Linked DNA regions of Mus musculus: region 1 is linked to region 2. A link is a loop called in an ENCODE intact Hi-C map of the cell type or tissue named here. Cell type or tissue: heart. All regions are shown on one strand.

Evidence for each region. Hi-C counts contacts between places; a loop is a spot of excess contacts. Peaks named below come from ENCODE experiments on the same cell type or tissue, not always from the same donor. Only the 100,000 strongest peaks of a DNase experiment are listed, where the experiment ranks them.
Region 1: it touches region 2 in a loop (2.1-fold over the local background); 2 of 42 quality-filtered maps call a loop at or near these places.

Annotation. Positions count from the first base shown.
Region 1 is chr2:93,566,812-93,569,311 of GRCm38, reverse strand. No RefSeq gene overlaps it. Among named protein-coding and RNA genes, the nearest start is that of Gm33061, 12 kb to the left of the region's middle. In heart, no CTCF peak of the experiment used is centred here; a DNase peak (open chromatin) is centred at 1,371; H3K27ac peaks cover 1,053 bases.
Region 2 is chr2:93,618,610-93,621,109 of GRCm38, reverse strand. No RefSeq gene overlaps it. Among named protein-coding and RNA genes, the nearest start is that of Alx4, 23 kb to the left of the region's middle. In heart, a CTCF peak has its summit at 1,509; a DNase peak (open chromatin) is centred at 1,439; H3K27ac peaks cover 651 bases; H3K27me3 peaks cover 460 bases.

The DNA.
Region 1 (2,500 bases), 52 kb after region 2:
ACCAGTGGGAATTTGCTGCAAGCCTCGCCAGTGAGAAGCAGAGCATTTGGGATGCATAATGCAAAATGGAATCACGCGAAGCTCTTTGGGGTGGGCTGTGCGGCTGGTCTCAGGTCTGGGGAGTCATAGGGAGTGAGACTGGGCTGGGTGGAGAGCTGGCGTGGAGACAGCAGAGGTGATCTGGAAGGCCTGCTCTCTATTTCCATTTGAGAAACAGCCGGGGAGAGGGGGGGCTGCAGGTGGCCCAGGATTCCCTCCTTGCCAGCGAGGGCTTCTGAGAATGGAATAGAGCCATCTCTTGGGCAGCCAAAAGATGGGTGGGCTTGGCCACTGGCTTCTCGTACGTGGGGGTAGGGGGCTGCTGGGGTTCTGGGAGAACATGAGTTCCATCAGGGCTGCTTGCTGACCTTTTATTTAAAAAAAATTGTATTGTTTGTTTTCTCTGATTGTAAATCAAATACATGTGCATTGGAGAAAAGCTGGAAGAGCTAAAGAAAACAATAAGATCATTAAGCCTCCTCCCATCCCCCAGAGTCCCCTGAGTCCAGGCCACCGTTGTTTTCTGCCCATCTCTCTTGTTCCCATGTTCTTGTAGAAGTGGTTAAGAATGTGGGCTTTGGGTGACAAGTTGACTCGTTTGCCACCAAGCCTGAGAACCCGAGTTCAAGCATACAAAGAATATGACTCTGCAGCTTTGTGGCCGTGAGTTCAAATCCTGCCTTGGATCATAGTGCTGTGATGAGCCCTAGGAACATGAGAAAGTTCCACTTCTGTCCAGCCTGAAGGGTGACGGAGACGGAGTGTGTAAGAGCAAGTGGCAGCTTCCAGAAGTAAGATAACCAGACGAACAGGAGTCCACAGCATGTTCAGCTTGTAATATCGGCCTTTTTGGCTGTACGGAATTGGGAGAGGTGGGGCTGGAGGGGCAGCCAGGTCAGAAAGCACAGGCATGGATAACTTCCTTGAAGGGTTCTTAAAGCAACTCACTTGCAAGCTGAGTCTGAATTATGGGTGCATGAGATTTTACGTGTCCACCCTCTCTGCGTAGCTCACCCTTCACATAACATTGGAGTCTCTGTTAAGAGCTTGTGAGCATCACGGGAGGATGATCCACCACACAGGCGAATACAGAATAACCCAGCCATTCCTCCACTGTTGGAAGTTGGAGCTATTTGCCCCTTTAATAATCAGAGTGAGTGGCTGTTTTTGGGTTGGTGGTGGGTATCCATAAGGACATGCTCCCCCCACCCAGGGTCATCTCACCCTAGCCCAGGGTTCTCAGGCTGGAGGAACCAGGGTGTGGAGCTACCTCCCCACCCCCACAGGCCTGGCTCAACGGGGCTCTGATGTCACGGAAAGTTGGCTGGCAGCTGCTGGCTCTCACCGGAGCAAGCCGTGCCCGTCTGGCACCCGCCCCTTGACCACAGCTGGGAGGCCAAACCCCATGCTGGGACATCAAGGCTGGGTCTGGGCCTTCTGGGGCCTCGTTGCTTCATCTTCTGCCTGTTCACTTCAGCCCTTTGTTCTAGCCTCATGGCTCCCAGCCCCTCCCCCAGCCCCAGCCCCCTTGGGATGCAGGAGCTGGGGAGAGGTCTCTGGGCTGTTCCTAATTATTACTGTTACCAGGAAGGTCAGGGACAGACAGCAGCTCCCACTGCCCCAAAGCTCACAAGTAGAAAGCACATGGGGGTAAGCATGAGGGAGAGGGGAAGGAGGCCCGAGGAAAAGAATCGTTGAGGATATGGGCCCTGAATTATTCCTTGTTCATTTGTTTGTTTGTTTGTTTGTTTTTGAGATTGCTTAATCACAACCTTTCTGCTTTCCCTCTCTTTCTCTGAAGCCCTCCCGTATACGGCTCCCCAGTCTCCTTCTGTCATCAATTGTTATTACATACATATATTTATGTGTGTGTATGAACACACACACACACACACACATGCATATCCCAAATATAACCTGTTCAGTCCTTTTACATTATTTGTCTGTATTTTCTCAGGGGTACTGGTACAGGGTTTGGTACTGGACAGCCAGTTGCTGTGTTTCCCTGGGGAGGGCCATCTCTCCTGATCCTGGCTTTGCTCAGTTGCCTGTAGTTCTTTCTTTGTGTGAGGTTGAGGTCTTGTGGGATCTTCTCCTGTGCAGACTGCTATGCCCATGGGCGTCTTCCTTGTTCAGCTCACATGTGGGCAGTCATAGTGTTGAGACTTGATGGGTGGAGATTCTGATGTTACCAGGAGACACAATCTCACAGCAAACTCTCTGATCCTCCCCCCCTCTTCCACAATGGTCCCTGAATCTTAGGTATAGGGGAATCTTGTAGATGTATCTGTTGGGATACACCATTGGTTGTATTTTTGGTAGTGGTCCTTATCTATTGGTTACACATACCTATGGGTATAAGGACAAAGGTTTATGAATGATCGCTAGGAGATATTCTGGTTTAATAAATTAGTGGTTGCAGATTCTCCTCCAATCACCAGGACTTCACTAGCATGGAGTA
Region 2 (2,500 bases):
CTCAAGAACATGCCTCCTTGCCTCCTTCACACCTGGCTTCCCAGCATCTGCTCAGTAACGAGCAAGCAGCGGGCTCTCAGCAAGTGTCTGCTGACAGAATTGACCATGTGGGGACCTCAGGACAGAGCCCTTTGTGGGAACAGTTGTTGTCTCTGTGTGCAGGGAATTTTCCACTAGAATAACAAAGCCAAGGCCAGGTCTTAGGAGACAGAGTTTGCAAGCAGCATGAAGCAGGGGAAGCCCAGATTATCCAAAAATGCATGGGATTTGTCTGCAACGATTCTTATAATAATTAAGTATTTCTGATAAGAGAAAGCTTAAACAATGAAGTCAATCAATGGGAGGCAGTTAAGAGTTAGGGCAGAGGGGATTAGACAGTTTTTTTGTTTTTGTTTTTGTTTTTAAATGTCTTTGAGGACTGACCACCAGGATCTGAGCATACTTTATTTCATCAGAGGTGGCTGGTATTGTCTCTTTTAACAGACGAACAAACAAATCAGAGAGATGAAGCAACCTGCTCACGCTCACACAGCCAGGATGTGGTGATATGGGCTCCAGGGGAAACCACTGCTGGGCTCGCTCCTGAATCTAGCATAGTAATTATTGCTAAGTCCACCCTCCCTTCTTTTCTTGTGAAGACTTAATTATCATCCAAAGCAAACGGGATCAATTTAGGGCATTCAAATTTTGTTTTTGTTTTTGCATTGTGCTTGGCATACTGTCCAGGATGGAGTTGGTCAGGGCCTCTTTCAAGGGTACTGGCGACATGGATACTAGCGATGTGCATTGTCAATACAAGCCTGCCCTTCTATCCTTCTTAAGACAGCCTTTGAATGCCACATGACTGAGACAGATGATTTGTAGGGGAACCTCTGGTCCCCAGTAGGCGACAGACTTGTAGAATAGTCGCAGGCTTGGGTGTTGGCTGGGAGAGCACTTGAACTCACTCCGTTTCTTTATCTGCGTCTCACCACAATACAGCTCAGGCCTGAAGCAGTTGGAGCATTTAAGCAGGCCAGCCTGTGTCACTGGGGTGAGCTGAGACTCTCAAAGATCTCACTTGTTCTTCCTTGACAGATTAGTAGCTTAGTGACCTTGCCCGTGAGCACCTGGGTACTCTTGGGTAGATTGTTTCGACTCTCTGCCTCAGTTTTCTCTAAATGTAGTTAATAGCAGCACCCAATGTGATTATGCTCTCAGCAAGTACAGAGCCTGGCATCCCGGGACGTCAAATCCTTATCAGCTGCTATTAGTAGTGCTGTGCCCTCAGAGACTATCTGCCAGGCTGTGCTTTGAGGAGAACAGGGGGCTGGAGACTGAGGGCAGGCAGAGTGTGGGCAGGGTGTCTGGTCCTATAACGGTGCCCTGCTTCTGTGTCCTGGTCTGGGAGCCTCTCCTGTGTACCAGCTGCCCTCCTCCTCCCACCTCTATCGCCTAGGCGGATAGCCTGTCCACATTGGCTGGGGCAGAAGAGGCCCTGTGAGAGGGCCCTGGCCTCATGCCGCACTGCTGCCCCAACAGGCCAAGAACTCCCTGTCCTGGGAGGGACTGGTCTTGGTGGCAGCTGCTCCTTCTGGGAGGGGACAGGCAGGGCTCTCTGTGCCTCCCCACCCAAGGGTCAGCAGTCCAGAGAAGCACAGCCCCCAAGACCCTCACCACCCCTGGAGGTTGCTTCCTCTTCTGGGCATTGGTCCCAGAAACCTGAAAAAATGAGCCAAGTCCTGGGGCTGGACCGGTGGCTGGCCCCTTGACCCTAGTAACTTGGGCTGGGGGTGGGATAGCTGCTGTCTGCCCTCTTAAAAATCTTCTCCCTCCTCCCTCCCAGATCCTTTCCTTTCCCACACTCTTCCCTAAGCTCATCCACACACATCCACACAGCTCTTCTTAAAGGGACTCAGAAAAGAAGACGTTTGCTAGTTGCAGAATAATGCCCTATTAATATGACTTTGGGTTTGAACTTGGCAATGTTTCTGCTTTTGATTTAAATATCACTTTGGGAAAGGGGAGAATGAAGAAGATTGACTGGGGGGGCGGGGTAGGACTCTCCAGTGTCGCCTATTCGAGAGAAGATTTGAATAGAAAACTAAACCCTTGCTCCCTCTTGTTGGGTTGGTATTTCTCCCCCCTCCCCTCCCCTATTCCACACACCCAAAAGCTCACTTCCCACATACTTCATGGGGATATTTCAAGTTAAGGTTTTGTTTACCTTATAGAAAAGTTAATTAGTTCCTTTTGATCTCAGAGGGAAAACCGCACAGGAAATTTTTCTTCAGAAAGTATACACACGAAGGCGTGTGTTACCCTCATAACCAGAGATATTCATTAAAACAATTCGTTTCGATTTTTAATTTAAAGAAAACATTTTACGTTTTCCCTATTTATTATTAAGAGAGTAATTGTCCCTGGGGCAGGGAAGGAAGGAGGTCGCCGTGGTGTGTGTGCTGTGCTAGCAGCCAGCGCGGGGCGGCTTAGAATCCATCCATCCCTCCTTTGTTTTTCT